2 separate regions of the Mus musculus genome follow, and region 2 is linked to region 1. The links are chromatin loops, found by intact Hi-C in ENCODE. Cell type or tissue: heart. All regions are shown on one strand. Links, peaks and the distances in the headings refer to the core of each region. The heading gives the core; the rest is flanking DNA.

Evidence for each region. Hi-C counts contacts between places; a loop is a spot of excess contacts. Peaks named below come from ENCODE experiments on the same cell type or tissue, not always from the same donor. Only the 100,000 strongest peaks of a DNase experiment are listed, where the experiment ranks them.
Region 2: it touches region 1 in a loop (2.4-fold over the local background); 5 of 42 quality-filtered maps call a loop at or near these places.

The regions. Positions count from the first base shown.
Region 1 is chr13:74,089,843-74,102,489 of GRCm38, forward strand. It overlaps a transcript of Slc9a3 not described here. Among named protein-coding and RNA genes, the nearest start is that of Slc9a3, 25 kb to the right of the region's middle. In heart, for the core only: a CTCF peak has its summit at 7,099 (motif pointing right); a DNase peak (open chromatin) is centred at 9,269.
Region 2 is chr13:73,964,579-73,977,225 of GRCm38, forward strand. Zdhhc11 (zinc finger, DHHC domain containing 11) reads left to right here. Exons shown (of 10, transcript NM_027704.3): 2 at 772-993; 3 at 9,025-9,203; 4 at 9,979-10,080; 5 at 12,577-12,647. Among named protein-coding and RNA genes, the nearest start is that of Zdhhc11, 7.1 kb to the left of the region's middle. In heart, for the core only: a CTCF peak has its summit at 6,110 (motif pointing right); DNase peaks (open chromatin) are centred at 6,193 and 6,673; H3K4me3 peaks cover 279 bases; H3K27ac peaks cover 1,611 bases.

The DNA.
Region 1 (12,647 bases), core at 3,132-11,131:
GCACAGTTTGCACCAGGTGAGGCCCCTGCTGGAACGCATGGCCTTCAGACCAACCTGCTAACATCTTTCCTTCCTATCTCATCTCCAGCAGGGAAGCTTCATTTCTTAGGAGTAGATGGGGGCGGCCCTCACTCTGGAGCACCATGTAATTCTCAGTCAGGTTCCCCTCTCCAGGAGAAGTTACAGGGCTGAAATGTATCATTTAACTTCTGTTAACCCAACCGAGTTCAGTTTTGCTAGTTGCTAGGTGGTGGTGGCACAGGATTTTAATTCCTGCACTTGGGAGGCAGAGGCAGGTGGGTCTCTGAGTTCAAGGCCAGCCTGGTTTACAGAGTGAGATCTGGGACAGTCTGGGCTACACAGGGAAACCCTGTCTCAAACAAACAAACAAACAAACAAACAAACAACAAAAACAAAACCAAAAAAAAAAACCCAAACCAAACAAAAGTTTTCCTAGTTAAGTTATAAATACAAGTTTCAGTTGTGAAAACTGACTGATTTTACCTGGCTTGTAATGAAGAACTGTTGATGCCGTCTAGCCATGTGTCATCTATCCCCTGGTGTCTTTCATCACAGGACCTGCTCCCTCCCTTCTCTGTCCTAAACAGTCCTATGCACATTACTTATGATGCAATGAAACTTGGCTTCTACCCCTGTCGTTACCCAATCTCACTTCCTCCTACACCAATCTCCTGCACCGAGCTTCCATTGTATTGTCTTCTGCCCAAAGAGACCCCATTGTGTCTGCAGTGGATATGCACTGGCTCTTCTTCATCTCCCCTTTACAGTGGTAGGATATTGCTAGCAGGAACAAGGTCCAAAGTCAGCAGAGCTCCTTTTCAGAACTCATTCCTATTTTGTCCTGGAGAGAGAGCGCTCAATCAGTAAAGCTTTTACTGGGCAAGCATAAAGACCTAAGTCGGACCCACAAAACCCACATAAAAAGTTTATGTACTCTTGGAATACCAGTGCTGGAGGGATGGAGACAGGCAGATCCCTGGGGCTCACTAATCAGCCAGCCTAGCCTAATCAGAAAGCTCTAGGCTCCAGTGAGAGATTCTGTCTCCAAAACAGATAGGTGCTCTCTAAGAATCAATACCCAAAGTTAACCTATGGTCTCCTCCACACTCATATACACACATATGTCTTTGCACATACACAATAAACACTATGATCGAAAAAACTCAGATAAGAAAGGGTTTCCTTCATCTTACAGCTTGTAATCTATCATCCAGGGAAGTCAGGGCAGGGAACCTAGAGGCAGAAACTGACACTGAAGAGTGTTCTGCGTTAGCTCTCTCCCCATGGCTTTCTCAGTTTGCTTTCCTGTACCACCCAGGACCACCTTTCTAGGCAGCACCACCCATCATGATCTGGATCCTCCCACATCAATCATTAATCAAGAAAATGCCCAACAGACTTGCCTATCAGTAAGTCTTGTGGAGGCATTTTCTCAATTAAGAGCCCCTCTTCCCAAATGACTAGCTTGTGTCAAACTGATAAAAAAAAGTATCCAGAACACACAGTTCTTTGAAAGTGACCTGTAAATTCCTTGTGTCTTTTTTTAGAGATACATTTCAGAACTTACTAATAAATTTAATGCAGTTCCAATCTAAATCCCATTAGGGCTTTTGACTATAAATTAGCCAGCTGGGCTGAAATTTACACAGAGAGGTGAAGTTTGCGAGGAGCCACAGAGTACTGGCTCAAGAATAGCAGGGAATCATAGTGTGTCCTTACAGAACTTTGCTCTCTGTCTATGGATCTTTGGTCAGTTTTCTGAACTGTGCTCAACTTCTGGTCAGTAGCTTTTGTTTACTTTTAAAAAATGTTTTCTTTAAGAAATGTATTAAAACATGAAATTAATTTGCCGTGAAGCTTTTCCTTTAATTCTGTTCATGGTTCAATGGTACTTTTCCACTAACTACCTCCCCTGAAGCCCACACTGTTCTTACTAAGCTGTTGTTTTAGCAAGTATGCATATGTTTCTTTCATTAATGATAAGCTAGTGGGTAATTTTCAAGTATGTGGAATAATGTCCTTGGAGGACCTTGTTTCCCTCCAACCATGTCAGGGAGCCAGGACCTCTCAGCACTATGTGCTATTTTGGGGGAAGTGTGGGACCACAAAGGATCACAGAGCTGGGTCTGTTGGCCTATAATATTAGTAACAATGGCTGCAAGTGTACATATGTACTCAGGGAGTTCATATGTATATAAAGAACTGTGCTTGGTATAGGACCACTCAATACAGGAGGTGACTATGGTGAAGGATGCAGGCAGTGCTCACTCCCCTATCAGCCCAGAGCTGCCAATCCCAGCCACAAGTGTGCTGTGGGATGTCCTGTATAGCCAGGGGAAGTAAGGGAGGGCATGTATACCTGCTAGGGGTGTGTGTGCTTTGGGGCTCTTTCCCCTCAGGGAGAGAACTCTGTCCTTGAACATATATAAAACCATACTCACTTTCTCTTCCTCATCATACTCCTTAAGCCAACTTAACGCCAACAGCTGGGAACAGCCTAGAATAACAGAAAGACTACAGAGACCAGCATCCTACTGGTGGACCCAGGTCTGCTCCCGCCCCTAAATCCTCCCACCCCTCATAGGGAGGATGAACTGGGTTTGAAGGATGAGACTCCTCTGAGGGCTCTTGCTCACCTACTTTTTCTTGAGATCCTCAGAGGCCCTGAGACCATGAAGCAACTCCTCTTGCCTACACAATACCCTTAAGATATTTTGTTTTGTTTTGTTTTTGACATGTTTAGATATACACGTTGGTGGCATTTTGTGTGATGTTTCTGCACATGTACACAGTGTGCACTGATCAGACCAGCCACACTTCATTCCTCTTCCTTTGCACTGACCTCTAATAAACACTTTTCCACATCCAGGTTGACATATTGTAGGCTCCACATAAGCAAAAATGGGTAGCATGTGATCCTTTTCTGTTAACATGTCTTGCAGCTTCATGTATTTTGCTGAAAATAACAATGTATTATATTTCTTTATGGCTTAATGATATTCCACTGTGTGTGTGTGTGTATAACATTTTATTTATCCATTTTTCTATTGATGGACACATACTCATTCCATATCTTGGTTCTTGAGAACAGGACAACAATAATTGCAGGTACGAAGTGTCTCTATAGTATACTGATTTGATTTCCGTTGGATATGTAGGCAGATAGTAAAATCATACGCTAATTCTACTTTTTGTGTTTTGAGGGGACCTCCATAATTTCCTCTGGTGGCTGTACTTGTTTACATTCCAGGAAACCCTGTGTATAAATTCAGTCTCCACACCCTCTCCAGTATGGTTTTTATATGCCAATAACAAACTTGCTAAGAAAGACATCATAGCACCATACTTACTATAACCATAAAAATAAGTAAAATAAAACCAAGAATAAATTTAACCAAGGATGTGAAAGACCTTTACAGTGGCAATTATAGAATCCCAATGAAAGAAAACAAAGAAGCAAAAGAGTGGACAGGCCTCCTGTGTTAGTGAATTAGAGACAAAGCTATTGCTAAAATATACACACTACAAAGCAATCTGCATATCCAATATACTCCTGCATCAAAGCACCAAAGATGATTTTCACAAAGCTTAGAAAAAAGTTCTTAAAATTCATAAAGATACTCAGAGTCAGAATAGCCCAAGCTGTCAGTCCCGAGTAAGAACAGCAGTGCTGGAGATATCACAATACCTAATCTCAAACTGCATAACAGACAAAGAGTGACAACAACTACGTGCTGTGGTATGAAAATAGACATGTAGACTGATAAACCAGAACAGAGAGCCCAGAAACAAACCCCCCAAACTATAGCCAACTGAATCCCAACAAGGCATCCAACATGGTAAAACAGTCTCTTCAACTGATGCTTAGAAACTGGGTATCCACATGTAGAAGGTTGAAATTTAAACTCTATCTATCTCTCATCTTGTCAAACAAACAAACAAACAAACAAACAAACAAATAAGCACTCAAGCAATGAATGAAATACCTAAATGGAGACCTAAAACTTAGGACAGAGGATATATCTGGAAGAGTAACTGCCTAACATATGCTAAGTCCCGCATTCCATTCCTAACACTGGAAGAAGATGAAGGAGGAGGGAGAGGAGGAAGAAGAGGTGGAGGTGGAGGTGGAGGAGGAGGAGGAGGAGGAGGAGGAGGAGGAGGAGGAGGAGGAGGAGCAGAAGCAGAAGCAGAAGCAGGAGCAGGAGAAGCAGGAGAAGCAGGAGAAGCAGAAGAAGCAGGAGAAGCAGGAGAAGCAGGAGAAGCAGAAGCAGAAGCAGAAGCAGCAGAAGAAGAAGAAGAAGAAGAAGAAGAAGAAGAAGAAGAAGAAGAAGAAGAAGAAGAACAACAACAACAACAACAACAACAACAACAACTCTGTAACCACTAGAGGATAACAGGAAAAAGTCTTGAAATATTTGTATAGAACAGTGGACTTGAAGCAAGAATTGAAGATGAAATTGTACCTACACTAAAAAGACTGTACAGTAAAAAAAAAATTGGAGAAGGATATGAAGTTTTGTCAAGTATCCATCTGATGGGGATTTACATCCAGACTGTATAAAGAACACAGAAAAACTCACAAATCAAGCAGTCCATATTAGTAAGTAGTCAGATGAGCTGAATAGACACTTCTCAAAAAGAAAAAACACAACTGGCCACCAAGTATATGAAAAAAACGCTTAATATTATTAGTCACTAGGAAAATACAAGGAGATGCCTTCAAAGATTCCTTCAGAGAATTATTGTTGTAATGCTTTAAAAATCTAGTGAAATTAAGATGAATATGATAATATATTTTAAAGAAAAGTTTGGGCAAAAATGAAACATACATTTTTAAGTTCAGAATTTATGAGAGGACAGCACTGCCACGCCTCAGCTCACAGACTCCTGTGGGGCTGTGTGCCACATGGGGCCATTCCACAAAGAAAGCTTGTCATTTCTGCTTCAAGAAGCCACGAGTTCCAGAAATGCCCAGCCCAGAAATGCAACAACATATTCATGGGACCAGACAGTGATTAAGAAAAGACAGAATGTCTGCCATGGTGCCTACCATGGCTCAAGGAACAGTTGAGTAAACTGTAATACATTCCAATCCTTACACATCATGCATGAAGATGAAGAGGCAGAGCTGGGGGGATTCTTCTCTTGTCTCTTTTACATCGTGCAGAATTATCTATCTGCTCCTACCCATGTGGGGTGTGTGTGTGTGTGTGCGTGTGTGTGTGTGTGTGTGTGTGTGTGTGTGTGTGTGTGTGTGCGTGTGTGTGCCAGAGATTGATTTGGGGTATCTTGCCCTATCACTGTTCAAATTATTTTTTGAGACAGGTTCTTTCATTGAGCCTGTACCTCACAGCAGAAGAAGGCATTGGATCCCATTACAGATGGCTGTGAGCCACCATGTGGTTGCTGGGAATTGAACTCAGGATCTCTGGAAGAGCTGACGTGAGTTCTAGAAATAAAGCAAAGGTTTTGGAAGAGTGATTTGCTTAAACATTAAGCTGTCTCTCCAGACTACTTTTCTGCTTCCTTTAAAGGCTCAGAAGGAAAAAAAATTTAAGAAACTAATTCATATAGTTTTTTCTACTTTTAAGTCTTGGTATCAAAAAATATTTACTCTTTGAAACTCTAAGTGGACTGAGAAATGCAGTCCTATTCACTCCTAGGAGACTCTTTCAGATCAGACCCTCCTAAACCACTACAAAGTTATGGAGTCCACTCATTGGAATTCAATGTCAGTGCAAGGATGCTCACTCTTGATGCTTATATTAGAAGACAAGAGCTCAGTTAGCACTAACTCATCTGAGGAAGTCAGACCAAGGTCAATTACAGGAATGCAAATAAACATTACAGATGAAATGCACCAGCACTTAAACACACAAGACAGAAATTTGTTATTCTTGAGCCTAGGGCAGTGCTTGGAACATAGAAGACATGTGAAGGGAGAGAGAGCAGGGGGAGATGGGAAAGGAGAGAGCTGTAGAGGGAAAGGAAAGAGAAGACAGTGGAATAATAGCACTAAGGATTAGTTTTCTGAAAATAGAATACACAATATTGCAAAAAAATATATAAAGGGATGAAGTCCAGAATCAATACTTGAAAGGGTAGCATAATAGATATATAGAGATAGAGAGAACTTTCTGGAAAAATATAAACTGCCATTCAAGAAGATGTAAACTCATGATACTTCCCTAAGTTAAAAGCCCTGCCTCTCTGACCATCAGAAAAGTGTCTGTAGAGCAGAAACATCTGTGCCAATCCTCTAGGCCCTATAGACACGGGGAAACACTGCTGAGCTTGTGTTCCACCACACTCAGAACTCCTGTGGCTTTGGGCTTGAATTCTGTTTCTTTTCTAGCATTCAGCCATGACCTAGGGACAACAACAGCAGGATATGGGTGTCTCAAAGACTCATCCAGTTATTCTGGGGCCTGGAGCTGCCAGACCCGCAAAGTCCTGGCCTACTCAAGCCTACCTAAGTTTTAAAAAAATGCATTTTACAAGGCCTAGGGGCTTCTAGGTGAGAGAAGAATGGATTGACACTGGGTTATAGGGTCTGCTCAAACTAATTACCTGTGAGAAAATTCTGTCAGGTGGGTGTGATCTTACTCAGGACTCAAAACACCATTGCAAATGGACTTGGCTTTCATGTAGCTTAATGTGCATGAAAATAGTGTCTGTTCAGGGCTGGGATATAATCAGAGGTCTGTATAGGGCTAGCCTATGAGCATAGCTGGGATCTACACAGGCCTGAGATATATGCATGATTGGTATCTGCATAGGGCTGGAGTCTGGCTAAGAATGTTGTTCAGGGTGTTTGTGCAAAGCTTGGACTTGTGTATGATGACATCTGTGTAGAGCTTGGATCTGTGTATGACTGATACTTAAATAGGGATGGTATCTGGAGTCTGGGCAAGGTTGGGTCTATGCAGGGATAGGTTTGTGCATGGTGGAGTTTGGAAGTGCTGGATCTGGGGGTAGAGATTTATTCAATATACACATGGAAGCCTGTCATATTCTCAGCAAGGCTGTGAGTTCTGTGGGCAATGACTCTCCCTGCAAGGACCTTTACTATACCACAGCCAGCAGGGGGCAGGCAGTCACCTCTTCAGGGCCATGAGCAGAGTGCTCAAGGGGACTCTGCTCTACTAATCTCTCTCTCTCTCTTTTTTAATCAAGTATCAAGAAAGAAAGAAAGAAACCACCCTTGGGAAAGGTGGGGCAGGTTAGAGAGTCTGCTGCCTCCTCAGCCACATCTCCCCACTGCTCTGTGCAGAGGAAACAATAGGAGGAGCCAAGGCTTCTCCACACGTCTGTCTCTGTGGTCCCTGACCCTCACATAAACCCACATGAAATGTGGCTTCAGACACCAGGGTAGCTTTCTGGACTGTGCTATCTCCTGGCTTCTCTGTCAGGGCTCAGAGAGGATGCACTTCTAGGTTCCACGCTGAGGTGGAGGCTCATCTTCTGTCAGTATCTGAGGTCTTGTACTGCTTTTTAACATTACTCAGATGTTGGAGATCTTTCTAGTGCTGTCAAGTTTCTAGGTTAGTGTCAGAGACGGTGGAGAAGCAGAATGGCTCGTGGCTTAGTGTACCAGCACAGCCCCAAGCTGTGGCTCCCTCACGGCTCCTGTTCCTCCAAGGCTAACAAGCACTAGCCTTTCTAAGACCCCCATGGTTCGAGCCTCAGCCCAGGGGCAGGTTAGCACACTCAGATTTGCTCTACCCCCCCCCCCCGCCCCTCGCCCCCAGCTCCACTATAGAATGTGGCAGGACCAGAGACTGGGTTCTCAGTGGTGTGAAGTTCAATCTTGTGCTCATTCCTACCCTAGCCATACTACTCAGGCCTGAAGGGGTCTAAGAGGTGGGGGTCCTCATTTTCTGGTGGCCCAGGAGCCCATCAGAGAGAAGGCTGTCCCCACCACAGGTTATTTCCCCAGTGGCCCAGGCTCAGGCCAATCCAGCAGGTGTCTGGGTTCCTCTGGCCTGTGGCTGTTTCTCACTACTGGTCCTGAAACTGTTTTTACCTTCACATCGTGTGTTGCTATTTTGAGTTTTTGTTCTTGATTTTTAGATCATTGACTTAGTGTGTGTGTGTGTGTGTGTGAATGTGTATATATATATATATATATATATATATATATGTATATATATATATATATATATATGAACTTGTATGGAAGCCAGAAGTAATTCTCTCTCTCTCTCTCTCTCTCTCTCTCTCTCTCTCTCTCTCTCTCTCTCTCTCTCTCTCTCTCTCTCTCTCTCTCTATCTCAGTGTTTGAGGCAGGGTCTCTCAGTGAACCTGGAGATCACTAATTGGCTGGACTGGCTCGTCAGTGAGCTCCAAAGCTGACTCAACCTGAACTCCTGAGTGCTGGGATTACAGGTTCATGCCAGTACAACCTGCTTTCATGTAGGTGCTGAAGATCTGAGCTGAACTACTCATGCCTGCCAAGGCAAGGGATTTACTAAATGAGCCATCTCCCGGATTCCTAGATTTTGGCTCTTTTGAGACACAGTCTTGCTTTGTAGTCCTGGCTGGCCTCAGACTCACTGTATAGTCCAGGCTAACCTCAGACTTGTGGCAATACTCATTCTTCTGACTCCTAGGTGTTGGGATTACAGGAATATGCCAGCATATTAGCCATACCATTTGTTTGAGTCAGAATCAACTATAGCCACAAGTCAGATTTTATGCTCCCCCATGGTCCTGCATGGGTACACACCTAGGAGCCATGCTTAGTCAAACTTGGCCTTTCCCACACATAATTACCTTATATCAAACTGGTAATATAAAAGGATTTGCCCCTGATCACACAGTTCTGTGTGTGTGCAAACCTCTATCGTTGGTGGTGGGCAGTTTTGGAGGGAACTTTAGGGATTCACACCTAAAGGTCAGATTCAGGAGCCTTGTAGTCAGGGATTGTTTCGGAATGGCTGGTCATCTGGGCAGTAGATCTCGCCTCTGTTCCCCAAGCAGATCGGGGATGCAAGCTCTCCCAGAAGCACTACCAGTTCACTCTCCTTGAGGGAAGCAGCATTTCCCTAAGGGTCTCATTTTCTAGGGGTAAGCCACCAACTTCCCCAGCTGCTGCGAATTAGGTAAGACAGGGTCCCTGAAGGCAGAACCCAGTTGCCATACTTGCCCTGTGCCAACAGGAATTGTTGTGCTGATTATTCACGAAATGGCAGTGTGTGGAGGCAGTGTTGTCCCCGGCGGTGCGTTCCACTCATAGAAGTGCAAGGTCACCCAGTGAGATAGCCACACCTCATCTCAGAGCCCACTCCAGTATTTGACTTCTGTAACCTCCCAGGCACCCTAGAAGAGGCTGGGTGCTGAGTTTCGTTTCTATTTATAGTTATCTTGTTCTATGTTGAGGATAATTTTATAACCTGATTGAAATTCCTCTGGGAAGTAGGTAGGGGTGTACACCCTAAATAGATAAGGTGCCCTGTGATTTGGTGAAAGGCAATATTCGTTTATTTCCCCTGTCGTAAAAATGCTCTACAATCTGAGTGAAGCAAGAGTTGACAACCTGGGAGATGCCCCAGAAGGGAGGTGAAGGCAGCACTCGATGATTTGCATATAAAACTCAAAATGGGAGGAGAGTTTATAGGGAGAGTAGAGCAAGGCTAGATACCCCTGCTGCCTGGTTTCCTGTTCTTCCTGTCTTCTTTTGGTGTGTCTAGCCAGTTTCTGCTCAGCCATGTGAAGAATGGACTGGAATCTCAGGGTGAAGGATGCTCAGAGGGCAGCATCCACCTCCCCAGCTGAAGCTCTTACTAATTACCATCGGGCTTAGTCTGTGGTTTCTTTTCCAGAGCCCAGTCTCCTCTTTCCATAATGGAGTCTTCTCCTCCTAGATAAGTAGAGTAGGAGAAAATATGTGAAGACTGGACCTTGCACGAGGACAGGAATGATTGGACGTTTATTCTGGCAAGGGTCACTGGAGCTGCATAGCACTGGGCTGTGGAAGTCACTTTTTTTTTTTTAAATGTAAGAACTAATATAAAGTTCCTCACTCGCCTACATTTTATTTAACAGCTTTACTGAGGGTCAATTGACATACAATCAACCCTATAAAGAATCAATTCTATGTTCTGACATGTGTCTCTACTGGAGAAAATACCACCATAAACAAGATAAGAGATTTTTCCATCACCCATAGGTCCTTGTGTCCCTGAAGTTCCCTCCCTGTTCATGACCCATCTTAGCACAGCCAACCTGGCTCACCCTGAAGGGATAGCCAGTTTTCATCTTCTAGAACTCTTACAGAATTATACACCGTGACTTTTAACCTTTTGTCTTTCTGCCTTCACTCAGAAGAGCTGTTCTGAGACTCAGTTCTGATCTGAGGCACAGCCTTAGTCATGTTCACAGGCTAGTTGTATCCCATTATATAAGTGAACCATAACCTTTCATTATGGTGCTCACTTGAGTTCTTTCCAACTTTGTCATTACTTTAGCCATCCTCACTTTCTTTGATTATGACCAACACAATGTGGTTTTTCTCCAAGACTTTAGTTTTAGCTTAACTTTTTTATTTATACTTAAAAGTTGTGTTTGTTTTTTGTTTTGTTTTGTTATGTTATGTTTTTTAAGAAATAGATAACTGGACCTTAGATGCCCCCACCTCCAATCTGAAACACTTTTAAAAATCATTTTAATTGTAGTGTTTAGACCATTTATATTTAATGTGATTGTGAAAGGTAGAACTTAAACAGGCTATTTTTGTTTTCTATTTGTTCCATCCATTCTTTGTTCTCTTTTGTTTAGTTTTCCCTTTTCTCTATGATTTCATTTTACTTCCTTTGGGGGTTTAGTTTTATTTGTTGTCTTAGAATCTCTGGCACGCCTGTATTCTCGTAGTCTCCCATCAAGTGACAACACTGAACTAAGGGACTTTCAGCTGTGTTTTCCGATTCTTCCCTCCTGGCCTTTGAGCTGTTTCGGACACACGCTTTTCCTACATACACTGTAATGCCATTTACTATGCAGTAACAATTTGCTTCCCATACCTAAGAGATCACAAGACACAATGCCTGATGTCTATAGAGTCTTGAAAGCATTTGCTTCATGTCTTATTTCTAAGTCTTTATTTGGTTCAGACCACTGGTAGTGTAATCCTGGTCCTACTTACTTCTTACTTGGAAGGGGCCTCAATTAAATAATTGTTAAAAATAACTTTTTAAAATAACATACTTTAAAAAATAACTTTTTCTTTGTTTTTATGTCATCTGTGTTCAGTGTAAAAAGAAAAAGTGAAACTTTAGATAAAAAGTAAAAGTTAATTAAAATAAGTACAATGTATCCTAAATCTTAGCTTCCAGTAGTGTACAGTAAGGCTGTGTCTGCCCAGAAACTTTTTTGCACACATCTGTATTAGTTTCCAATTTAATGACAATCACAGTGTATATGTGTGTCTGAGTTTTTTCCCCCGGTATCACATAGTTTTCCGTATCCTTGAAATTCTGTTATAGCATTGCTTATTTATAACTTTGTTTTCTGGGTTCACATAAGGGCCCACATTGACTAACAGAACTTCAGGTTGAAGTTCTTACATGATAAGTAATGGGCTAATGTGAAAGTAGGTCAGGAAGGAGCTGAACTTCCCGTCAGAGGACATATCTGAGTTGGGGCACCCACCCTTTGGGATCTGTGAGAGCTCCTACTGCTGGGGCAGGTGCTGTATCAAGTTAACATGTTCCTGGACTATAGGGACATTGAGCAGGAGCCTCTCCAGAGTGAGTACCCTAACTTTTATCTCTAGTCTCCACCACCATCAAAGCAGAGGTCTGTCTACCGCTGAACCTCAGTCTTACCACCTGGCAACCAATAACCCTGGGCTGTGGCAGTCAGACTGATGTCTAGCAGGGTTGTGTTCTAAGCCTGGGGGCATGAACAGGCTTTAAGATGTTTAGAAAGTGAGACCTGCCTTACTTACTACTTATTTACTAACGTGCAAAGGATCCTCAATTCAGTGATTCTAATATGTAGTCTGTGAAATACTCAGAACTCTAATTCATGGCAGTTCCCTTCCTGTCTGAGTCCTGTGCTATTTGAAGGCACCACAGCAATATCCTTTCTGCCTTCTAAGCTGGTCTTGTTTCTTCTCCCTGAGGACTGAAGACCTCTAGCTGAACTCTGGGGAACCTCTTGCCCCTCCACACCAACTGAAGTCCTAATCTGTTCCTAGATGGAAGCAGCTATAGACAGGAGCTGCGCTCTAAGCATCTAAAGGACCTGGACCTGAGGAACTGGGATACACTGCAAAGGGAATTTTCCTGCCTTATTCAGGAGCAGGAAGTGTATGTGACTGTCTGAGCGGCAAGAATAATCAGATGTCACAAAGTCCAAGCCTTGTAATTCTGTGAACTTTATTAGTAGGAGTGGCTGTCTCCCGACATGGTCACCCCGTCCTAAACTCATTGAGGCACGAGCATACGGTGTTCCAACTCAGAGCAAGGCTGTTGAGTGCATGAGGCTCTGAGCCTTGGCCTCTAATGGGGAAAAGGGCATAGGGCAGGGAAGAGTGAGCAGGAAGACCTTGAAGACTGGCTCCCTGGGACTGGAGTTGTTGGTATAGGGGTCCCGTTGAGATACTATTATTATGTTGTCAC
Region 2 (12,647 bases), core at 2,644-10,643, 130 kb before region 1:
GGTATCACAGGCAGAATATAGACAGAGCCAGGAAGAGGAGATAGTTTGAGCATGCCAGGTAGCAAAAAGGAGGATTGCCGGGGACCTGAGACTTGTGTGGTGCACACGTATGATGTAGGGAGTGGTGCTCTCTGCATGTTGTGGAGCTGTGTGTTCTATGTGTGGTGTGCAGCTTTGTGTGATATGTATATCCCCACACAGCAGCTATCAAAGCTAAACTTTGGGACTGGTAGGAAGATGGGGGCTCATCTTGTTGGCTCACTGCCAGGTCCCTTTCCCTGTGAAATCAGTGTACCGTTGCTCTCCTTGTCCTGAGCCCCCTCTCGAGTGCTCTCCCTTGACAGCAGTACCTTTCTAGAAGGAAGTGTACTGGGAAGTAGGGTTTTATGAAAGTGGGTGCATTTGGGTTCTTATATAAGAAGACCTCAGTGTTGTTCTCTTTATGTCTTTTCTAATATTCGTCACTTGAACATTTGGGACAGAATTGGGTCAAGGAGAGAAGTGGTACTCTTGCATATCTGACCTAACCAAGGGGTCTATTCATGAAAATATGGGCTCACAGAGGTGTGGGTTAGACATACTCAGCCTTGTGCCCACTATTTTGGGAGCTGCAAACCTATCTGTCATGATAGGGATCTCCTGCAAACCCTAGTCATATAGATATCAGCTCTGGCCCAGGTTCTGGTAACCCCCTGACAATGACAAGTGGTATTGCAAGACATTCTTTCTATGACCAGGAATAGACAGCTTTGTGCCCTTTATGTCTCTCAGATGAACATCTGTGGCATCAACAAGAACTGGGTCCTCCCAGAAGCCCAGGAAAACAATGTGAAGAAGTTCCTACCACGCCCTCTGTCTAGGGTGAATGGCTGGTCACCACCCCTCCACTCCTTTCAGGCAATATCCTGGATCACCTACCTGGCCATGTCCATTGTCACCTTTGGGATCTTCATCCCCTTTCTGCCATATAGCTGGAAATATGCTGCCAATATTGTATCCTTTGTACTAGAAGGGTGGGCCCCTGGGCTACATGTCTTTTGGAAGGGGGAGGGTTTCTGAAGGTCTTCAAGAGAATTGCCCTGAGTCCCATCATGCCTATGCAGTGGGCTCTGTCTCTGCCTAGACTATTAGTTCCTGTGGCCCTGAAGTCAGCCCTATGACCCCATATTTCCTGATAGAAGGTGTTCTTGCTATTGAATGTTAGAGTCTGCTAGATATAAAGTGACAAGTAGGGTTCCTGGAAGTGGTGACCCAAGGAAAGGGAAGCAGGTATAGACTGCAGTCACATATTTCTTACAGTGTACAGAAAGGCCCTTCTCTGTTGACTCACAGAGTAGCCAAATCAATAAGAAAGGACTTCAGAAGCATATAACTTGGCTGTCACTGACTCACAGCCTGCTAGTGTGCTTGGTTAGCCCTATAGAGCCCATCCCTAAAGCATGGAAAGTAGACAGGAGCCCTGCTCCTGGACAGGCCTTTAGAGATGGTTCCCCAGGGCAGTGGGAAGATCTAGATCCATACTCACTTCTTTATGGCATGGTGTATATCAGGGTGGGCATTTGATCAGGGAGACCAGACCCTTAGGGGTCAATCCACTTAGAACCAGTGCCACAGTGGTGCAAAGTGGACCTATGCTCAGGAAATTGCATCCACAAGCCATAGTTGAGACCTGGGCGGCATTACATACTCTGGGTGTAGGCTCTCTATAGAGGACTTTGCTTTGGATGGCATTCCGCAGGTCCGAGGAGTTAGGAGAACTAGGCATATGTGAGTAGTGGAAGGAGACCTTTCAGGACACAGGGCCAAGTGACTGTTACAAGAGCCAGGGCAGATACTGTCACATCTTGGGGGTCAGCTTTGCTGAGAATGGATACAGTAGTATCTCACAGTCACCCATGACAGCAGTTAGAAATGGCAAGTCTTTCATTTATTACATGCATGTTCAGGGGAGCATCTTTAAAAATAAAAAAAAAACCAAAACATCAGATGTCAGAAACTATCACACATAAGTGCTGTGGTTTATATTGGGACCTGGCTCCTACACTCATAACCACTATACTATTATCTTCCTGGAAATGCACACAGCAAACTCCATCACTCATTTCCTAATATCCCTATTACCAGTACCACAGTTCTCTTTATTATTTTACAGGGAGTCCTGGGGATTGAACCCAGGGCACTGATTGTAGCATAACTTGTAGTTGGTACGTGAAGCTTCCCACAGTGTGGCACCTCTAGGTCTTTGGTTGAAGAAACTGGAGCAGAATGTCTCCCAGTTCAGCTGTGTCTGGTTCTTTTCTACGTAGTGCTAGAGACTTCTTTGTGGGAAGTCTTTTGAGAATGAATTCAATGTAGCAGGCAAAAAGTTATTCAGGTTTTCTGCTTCATCTTATGTTCATTTTAGTAAGGTGTGTTTCTCATGAAATTTCTTAGAATGTCTAAGAAAATGTCAAATTTCTTAGAATAAAATTAGTCTCAATATGTCCTATGCTTTTCATTTTCTCTCTGAAGGATACAATTTTTTTGGACAGGATTTTCTGTATAGCCCAATATGGCTATCAACTTGTGGTCCTCCAGGCTCAGCCTCTCAAGTGATAGAATTAGGTGTGTATTACATTCAGGACATATAGTAACATGTCTTCATTGGCTGCCTCCCTCCCTCCCTCCCTCCCTCCCTCCCTCCCTCCCTCCCTCCCTCCCTCCCTCCCTCCCTCTCTCCCTCCCTCCCTCTTTCCCTTCCTTCCTTCCTTCCTTCCTTCCTTCCTTCTTCCCCCTCCTTCCTCACCCACCCTCTTTCTTTTTACCTGAAACTTACTGTGAACATCCAGTCCTCCTGCCTCAGCCTCTACAATGCTGGAATTGCATGTGTGCATCACCACCCTGGCTTTCTTATAGAGACACACCTTTACAGTTTACTACTTTTCTTGACTGTTGGCCTCTTTTTATCTTTAATTTTCCAGCTTTTATCTTTATTATTCCTTCTTTCAACTAACTTTGGGATTCTCACCTTTAAGTGGAAATGCAGGTCATTGGCTTCCTCAACATATACTTAGGGTTATGCTACTATATTTTTCCTGAAAGTTTGGGGACTGTGCTGGGTAGTTTTGTAAACTTGACACAAGCTAGAGTCATTTTGGAAGAGGGAAGATTAATTGAGAAAATGGCCCATAGGCAAGTCTGTAGGTAATTTTCTTTATTGATAATTGATGCGGGAGAGACCAGCCCACTGTGGACCATGCCTTCCCTGGGCCATGTTGTCCTGGATGGCATAAGATAGCAAACTGAACAAGCCATAATAAGTAAGACAATAAGCAGTGTTCCTCCATGGCTTCTGCTTCAGTTCCTGCCTCCAGGTTCCTGTCCTGCTGGAGTTCCTGCCCTGACTTCCCTCAGTGATGGACTATTGCCTGGAAATGTACAATGAAATAAACCCTTTCTTCCCCAAGTGGCTTTGGTCATGATGCTTTCATCACAGCAATAGAAATCATAACTAAGAAGGCCACTCATTGCCTGTATTCCCAGAGCAGTTGCTCATGTAGTCTTGCTACATAGAAGACTTATTTTTAGAGATAAACCAAAGATGCCTCTGGAAGGTACACTGTGAGCCCACAGACAACCTGGCAATGTGCAACCCTGGAAATACATATCCTGGGATATGTCCTGGGATATGTCCACATTGTGGACGTGCATGTATCTGTGATACTTACATCCCAGGTACATTCATTCACCCTGACCACATATACATCTCAGTATGCGCATCACAGGCACACACGCATCCTGGGAAGACTTCTTCACCCTGTACATGCATCCTGAGCATATACACATTCCAGGCATATATGCACATATCCCAGATACACATGCTCTGGGCATATGTACATTTCAAGCACACTTGTGACCAAGAACCCCTGCCCCCATAACCCTGGCACATGCACTCTGAATATGCACACATCCCGGGCACATATATTCCAGACATGTGAACCCTGGACACACTTTTACTCAATTGATCTTGCAATGTCAGGTCTTGTCTGGGAGAGACAGGCTGAGGATGTCCTGCAGGCATCAACTACAGGTTCCGTGAAGAGCTTCAGATCCCTGGCTCCCCCATGGCCAGGATCCAAATAGCCAGCAGCATCCTCTTCCAAAAGGAGTCTTTGCTAAAGCCCAGGTTCTATATGGTCACCAAAATAGAGTGGGCATTCAAACCACGAGAGACTAAGCCATGTGGAAGTTCAAATGTCCACCATGGAGGGATACAGAAAGGTGTAGCTACCTGAGTCATGTTATTGAAATACACAGCACTCCACCAACCTTCTCTTCTCATCAGGGTGACAAGTTCCAACTCTGAGTGGTGGCCCATCTCACTATACCTAGTATGGAGCCCACAAACTCTGCTGTACCCTCCTTTGTCCTCCAGAATTTCCAGACCTTGTTGTTGGCCTACTGAGCCTCCATTGTGTCCTGACACCCAGGCCCTCTGTCCCCCAATAGCATCTGTCTGGGGTAGCCTCCTCTAACCAAGAGCCCTCAAGCCCCCTAGGTCTGCAGAGTTGAAAAGTGATGCCATAAGTTCCTGTGTGCTCTTTAATGTAGGCTATTGGCCTCCTGGGCCTACAACCATGTCGAGGGATAAGAGATTATACTGAAGTCATCAGCCCATAGCTCAATGCCCTGCTTCTTTCTATGCAACACCAGACATGGCACCCTCACTAAATGCCTTAGCATGGGTAAAAAACAGGCAATAGTTCAGCAATTTCTAATGTCTCCCAAACACCCCTTATACAAGTTTAAAAAACCCAGAATCTAGTCAGCTCTGAGTCTTGAATGTAGGGATAGAAACTCTCTGTCTCCTTACTGGAGCATGGCGATTGCCAGTCTGAGCTTGGCTGTGGCATTTCTGAGATGTTAGGTAGCCCGTGGCCTGTCAGGTTGACCAGGAAGTTTCAGCAAGAGTATGATACAGGTGTTAACACAACCCGCTGCCATTAGTGTGTAGTACCTGTGGGAGCCTAGTTACAGTCCGTGCTAAATCTCTAGATCGGCCATCCTTCCTGAACTTGTCCATCTATGCCCTGTAAAGGGAGCTTTCCTCCCTGCCTTTCATCTTTCCACATTCTCTTGAAAGACACTGGGTAGTACTCTGTCACCCAGTACTACCATGGCCTGGGAATGCAGTCTTCTGATGTTGGCCCACCTTCTGCCATGGGAATTCAGTCTGCTATGTTTCCCATAAAAATATTGTGTGTGTGGTCCGTTCACCATAGCATGTATGTGGAGTTCAGAGGACAACTTTCTTATCTTTTTTTTCCCATTAATTTATTTGCTCACTTTACATCCCAATTGCAGCTGCCCCTCTCCTCCCAGCCCCCCCTCACACAGCCCCTCCCCACAATCCTCTCCTTCTCCTCCAAGAAGGAGAAACCCCCACCCCAGGTACCAACCCATCCTGACACATCAAGTCACCGCAGGACCCAGCACATCCTATATTCCTCTGAAGCCAGGCAAGGCAGCCCAGAACAGGATCCACAGGCAGGCAACACAATCAGGGACAGCCCTCTACACTATCCCTGTAGAGAACAACTTTCAGGATTCGGTTCTCTTTCTCTAGAGATCCAGGATCCAGGCTGTCAGACTTCCACAGAAAGCCCTTTGAGCTGTTGAATCACCTTGTTGGTCTACAGTTGCCATTTTTTAAAGGTCTGGACAGGATTCTTCCCAGTGGCCTCATTTACCTGGTTTGTGATGACTCTGTTGCAAATGAGGTCTGCCAACGATGGTGTCAGGATGTGGATATGTTAAGGAGACACATACTGCCTGATAATCACTGCTTTCTTCTTTTTATTCCTAACTTGGCCCTGTTTGGCCCTGGATCCTTTCAGGTGGTTTTGTGTTTGCTGCAGTGGGCCATTCCTGCCATACACCTAAATGCCTCAGCTCCCGTTCTTCCCCGAGCCCTGCTATACCAACTTGGTAGCTCAGTCTAAGCTTTTGTCCAGAGACACTGGAGCTCCTACAGCCTTCTTGGCTTTTCAGCTCCGAAATTCTTTTACTATCCTGACTGGGAGCCTGGTTGCATTGGCATTATGCTCAAACTAGTATTAGTTTGTAGCCACTAGAGGGCACTAGCATCATTTGGCACCTGCTAGGCACCATGAGGGGCTGGGAAGTGAGGGGCTGGATTAGAAGAGCTAGGACTTTCTGTGGAGAGGATCCTAGGAAACACTGAGGCCAGAGACAAGCCTGAAGATCCTTCTTGTGGTTCAGATAAGAAAGGGCTCACCAGGCTGGTGGCTTGTGAGGGTCCTGTCGCCAGTGGGACTCCTCCCCTTCTGACAAAGGGCTAGATAATAAACACAGTTTAGTCAACAGGACCCACGGTGCAATACCAAACCTTTAGCCTAGAAATCTTCTTTTTTTTTTTTTTTTTTGAGTCCTGGGCTGTGCCAAGGCAATGTGAACTAAGGGGGGGGGGGGGCGGCGGCGGCCATCAAACAGCGTGTCTTAGGCTGCTGTTTTAGCTCAGCCACAGAATTTGCCCTGGAGGAATCACGAATCCAGACAGTATCAGAATGTTGACGCCTCCTGGGCCTCCCCTCTTCCTGCGGAAACAGGACAAGGGAGAGGTCACTAGTTCGAGGAGGCTAAGAAGGGTGGTGTCCTGAGCTGGCGCCCTTCCTTTGTTTGTTTACTAAACACAGATTGTTGCTAGGGAATGTTCCAGCCAGCTGTGGTTCTCATAGGCTCCCACATGGAAACTTCCAGAGGGAGTTGGAGGGAGGCCTCCATGGAGGACACCTCACCCTGCTTCTTTCACATTTAGCTATCCACTGAGACAAGGCTCTAGAGAAGACAGGGGCAGATCCTGAAGAAGTTTCTCTTCTGGGTTCCCTCTTGGGAATGTCACCTTGGTGTGTGGTAGGGAGTGGCCAACCAGGTCATCTGAGACAAAATATAATAGAGTAAGGTCACCAGCATGATTCCTATGGGTGACAGGAATATCACTGAGTGGTAAAAAGTTTGCTGGCAGAGTGTTCCTGGACAAGCTTTGCACAGGAGAATGTGATAAAAGATGTGCTGTAACTTTGTTTTTTGTAAGCAAGCTCCATGCTCTAGATGGACAGATTGAAGATTGTGGCTGAGATCTGAGTCCCCTCTGTGACCAGAGGGGTTTTTTTGTGACAGATAAATGCTTTTAGGGTGGCCTCCTGGTACTCCATGTGACGGCTGGGGACTGGTTGTCCTTTGGGGTCTCTTTGGTAGGTTCAGGTACAAGGGAACCTGGCTTAGTTGTACCCTGAGAACTACTTTACAGCCATAACCTCCCTATAATTGGCCTGTGTTCCAGGAGGCCCCAACAATATGAGTATGGATGCTGGTGGTTTGGAGAAGATATGAGGGTATCATGAGGTATAGTCACAGAGGGCCTGTGCAGTTGACATCAGCCTTACCTCACTTGCTCCTCACTTGCCCTGCCTCTTGGGCTTTCTATCTGCCTACTGGTTTCTATTAGAACTGGTCTGTTCTAGTGTCACAGGGAAAGAGACAGAACCCAGGCAGTATAAGACTTCCTATGTCCTGGACCCTCACCCACCAATGTCCCGGGTTCTGAACATGCTCCTTATTACCCATCGCCACGAGGGAAGCATATTAGCCCTCAAATTAGCTTCAAGGAGTGGGAACAGATGCTGGACCATACTCTTGTCATGGTAGCATCAACAGCTGTGAGTTACCCTGTGCCCAGCCCCACTGACCTATACCATAGCTGCAATCTGGTCTACAATAAATAGATCAGGTACTAAAAGCCTCCGCAGCCACACACACATCCAGTCCTGCATCAGCTCCTACTCTGGTCCTCCTGGAATACAGCTTTCTGTCTTCCTCACAGTCATTTCTCTGTGCTCTGAACCTGCTTCTCAGTCCTGTGTCCATGTCCAGAATCCTGCATACTGCCCAGTTCATGCTGGAAGATGGAGAGAGCAAGACAGGGCCCGCACCAGGGTTTGGGTCAGCATACGGGCCTCTTGCAGGATTATCCTACATCACTGATTCTTTTGGGACCTTCATTAAGGTTCCCCCCCAACACATGTCATCCACAAAATCCAACCCTAGCATGCAGGATGGCTTTGGAAATCAGCACTACAAGCCAGGCTAGCAACTTTGAGCTCTTAGAAGGGCTGGGAAAAGGGGCTTCTTGTTGAGTTAACTATCCATGTCCTGTTAAAATCCCTGCAGAGGCTCTTGTATATGCCTATGGCCTTTCTCTTGCCTTGGCACAAGGTAGCCTGCCTGTTGGCACAAGCTTAGGCTGTTGGGCATGGGACTTTGTTGGCTTCCTTTAGAGATGTCGTAAATACTGGTCCACCTGGCCCAGAAATCAGGGGAAGAGAGGGGAAGCCTCTGTACTTAGTACCTCCTTTTGTATATTATCCCAGGGACAGGAGGAGGAATGGAGGGGACAAAGACCTTCTTCTTGTGGTCACATAGGCTTAGATGGGCAAAACCCAAAGGTTCCTGAGAATCTCATGGTCCCTGAAGCTCTAACTCAAACTGAGGTTGGAGAGTACCCGCCAACTGCTGCCTAACCATGTTTCTGGTGAACATATCCTGTGTTGTGGCCAACAGTAACTCTACTGCCAATGGAACCCACATAATATTGCATGGTCTGGCCTGGCCTAGTCCTACTTATATCCTAGGCCTTTCCCATATGGAAAACACCCACCACCAGGTGAACCACTTTGAGCCGCTGAAGCTATCATTCCAAGGTATAAACTGCTCTTTTTGAAGGCTTTTCTTTGTCCCTGGCCACATAAGACATTTCAGGGCTTATGCACAGTGTGGCCAGTAGTTAGCTGGCTTGTCTGGTTCTCCAAAGTAAGTGTCTCTATGGGATATGCTCTCGGATGCTGCAGGCATCAATGACTAGGAGTCCCAGGGTCTTTCCTTAGTCTCTGACACTGTCTGTTCTACTGGGAGACACTTTTCATCATGTCAGCCAGGTTCAGGGCTGTGTGTTCCTTGACAGCCCAGGTGATGGGTGGGGTGTTCATATTCCACCTCATCGTGCACTTGATCGCAATTACCATCGATCCAGCTGACACCAATGTCCGACTCAAAAAGGACTACACGCAGCCTGTGCCGGCCTTCGACAGGTCCAAACACACACACGTGATTCAGAACCAGTACTGCCACCTGTGTGAGGTTACCGCGTGAGTGGAGTCGGAGTTTGGGTATAGAGTCCTGCTGACCCGTGGCCCCACAGTTGCCCAGATGAGCCTGGTGCTGCTGGGCACTAGCTTTCTGTGGCACTCCATGGAGGGCTCAGTCATGTGCTCACAGCCTTCTAGCAGGCTGCACTATACTGCCCTACCCTATAGGCTGACAGTTCTGCCTCCCAGTTCCCAATACCTCTCTCCCTTGGTGTGAAGAGCTGCAGTCTGAGGCCCAGTGTTGTCTTTCTCAGGTCATCTTTTACACACAGGCCCTTTGTGGTGATGGTGGTGGTGGTGGTGGTGGTGGTGGCGGTGGTGGTGGTGGTGGGTGGGTGGGGGTGCAAGCATGCTACATCCTTGTGGTTTTTCTGATAAATCTCACGTTTCCAGTTGGGGAGGACGGAAGGAAATTTCAACTGATGCCTGATGAGGTCCAAAGTCCCTGGAACCTGAGCAGGATAGCACACTGACTTGGCTACAGGAAGGCACTGTAGGCACTGGGTGAACTACCAGCCTTCAACTCCTAGATAGAACTTTCAGGCTCCCATCTAGCAAACAAGCCTACTTACAGGGAAGTCCTGGGTTCACCTTCCAGGAATAATGCCCATGGGCATAGGCTCATCTCTCTGCCCAAGATGGCCTTGTCTTTTCTACAGACTTCCAGTTCCCCACTGTCTTCAGATGGAGGCCCCTCCCACCATTTCATGGTAGACACATGGTTCTCATGGTGCATTTGGGGCTAACAAGCTGTTTCTCCCAATTTCTCTTCCAGGAGCAAAAAAGCCAAACATTGCAGCGCCTGCAACAAATGTGTCTCTGGCTTTGACCACCACTGCAAATGGCTGAACAACTGCGTGGGCAGGAGAAACTACTGGTGAGGCACTCTCAGGGTCAAGGCTATGACCTAGGGGAGGGATCTGTGGCCTGGGATTCATAGGAATAGGTGACATGTGATGGAGTGGAGGGGGCCATAGACTCTGGGGAACAGCACAGGGAAAGGATGACCTTTGGGCCATGTCTCTGTTTACAGCGATGGCAGGGCATACTGCTTATGCTGCTGGGTTTGATATGTGTTTGGTGGGGCTGTTCCTAAACATGTGGGTCAAGTTCACACTCACAAAGTCCATAAATAGAGTGCTCATCATGAACAGTAGGTCAAAGCCTGGCCTAGCCTCCTAAACTTACTTCAAAACTATCTACCTTCTCAATGTCATGGCCACCAATGGAAGAACAGTGGCTAGACCCTTGAGCACAGGAGTAAAGCATCTAGTCCATCTTAAGGCATCACCCTACTCATGAATGCAGAATCCAGAGAGCTACTGGGCATAGATGAGTGGTACTCAACCTTCCTAATGCTGTGACCCTTTAATACAGTTCTTCATGCTGTGGTTACCCCCAACATAAAATTATTTTAGTTGTTACTTCATAACTGTAATTTTGCTACTGTTATGGATATTCATGTAAATATTTTTGGAGATAGAGGTTTGCCAGAGGAGTTTTGACTCACAAGTTGAGAACCCACTGGCCTAGGCTGTCCATCAGCCCTGAGAGTTCTGAAGATGAACAGGATATTGTAGCCCCTTACACCAAGCCATTCTTTCCCCTGCCCTGACAACACACTGGACTATGATGTCCATCCAGGGAACAACTACTGTTACTAAGCACCTCAATGTGGCCTTCAAATGATCGCCATGGTTCTGACAGTGACTGGATGAGCCAGGAGATTCTTTCCCACTGTTCCTTTGAGAGCCTCCTACTGCCTGGTCACAGAGAACCATGAGTTTTATTTTTTGGTTTTTTGGTTTTTGTTTTTTTGTTTTTTGTTTTTTGTTTTTTGTTGTTTTTTGGTTTTTTTTGGTTTTTTTTGTTGTTTTTTTTTTGTTTTTGTTTTTGTTTTTTTTTTGCTAACCAAGCAGTTTCTGCATGAGGTGTGGTCTGCCCATGAGTAGTGAGAAGGCAGAAGAAAGCACACTTGCTGTGGCATTGAGACATGGCCTTTGTGTGCCAAAACTGGTGTCAAGGGAAGAGCAGAGGGTGATAAAGATACCACCCATTCTCACTAGTCAGCACTGATTCTTACCATCTTCACTTTCTGTCCCTCATTCTCCAAAGCCCGAGAAAGCATGAGTGGAGTCAAAGGCATTTAAAAAAACCATTTATTTATTTATTTACTTATTTTTTGAGACAGGGTTTCTCTGTGTAGCCCTGGCTGTCCTGGAACTCACTCTGTAGACTAGGCTGGACTCGAACTCAGAAATCTGCCTGTCTCTGCCTCCCTAGGGCTGATATTAAAGGCATGCACCACTACTGCCTGGCTTTAAATATTTTTATTTTTAGTTCATGTATGAGGATGTTTTGTCTGCATGTAGGTCTGGGCATCTCTTACTCTCAGAGGTCAGAAGAAGGCATTGTATCTCCCTGGAAATGGAGTTACAGACAGTTGTGAACCACCATGTACATACTGGGAATTGAACCCTGGTCCTCTGGAAGAACAGTCAGTGCTCTTAACCACTGGGCCACCTCTCTTACCCTTCAATGGCATTTTGATATAATTTGGTCCAAGAATTGAATAGAAGTCCATCTCACAGTCCTAATAAACAGCAAGCCATATGGATATTGCAGAATGGGTACAATAAAGTCTGGAGAAGCTCACACAGTGCATGGGAAGGCAATGAATGAAGAAGGTAGAGGAGAAGGAGGGAAGAGGAGGAAAGAAGAGGAGGAAGAAGAACAAGGAAAAAGGGAGAACAAGAAGAGAGAGAACAAAAAAGAGGGAGAAGAGGAAGAATAGCAATGAGGAGGTGGAGAAAGAGAACAAGAAGAGGAAGGACAAGGAGAATAAGAAGTATAACAAGAAGAAAGAGAATAAAAGGAAGAATAAAGGAGAAGTAGAAGAAGAAAAGGAAGAGGAGGAGGAGGAACAGAATCAACAAGAACAAGAACAAAAACAAAACCAAAGACAAGAAAACAAGAAAGGCTGTGATTTCCACGTGTCCATGATTAGAGCACGCTTGCTGGAAGATGTTCTGTGTACCTAGGTGTTAGTCTGCCATCTTGGGGATTAACTTTTCCTATTGGATGGAAATGGCATTCTTGTCTAGACTACAGGATGGAAGGACATGCAGGCTCAGGTATAAGGCTATGGGAAACATGGAGAAATACAATCATGAGCCAGAATCTACCTAGAGTATGTGAAAGACGTGGTTGAAAGAACACAAGGAGTAAGGGAGGAAAAGACACCAATAGACTTTGGGTTCTGTGCTTCCATATTACCACACCAGGCCTGTGTGTTGATCTCATGTACTCAGCTGGGTGTTAGTCTGTCCTAACCTCCCACTTGCTTATCTCTGAGCAGCATACTCTCATGCAGGTTCTTTTTCTGGTCTGTGGCCTCAGCTGCAGTTGGGATTCTTGGTGTGATGATTATCTTGTGTTATATCT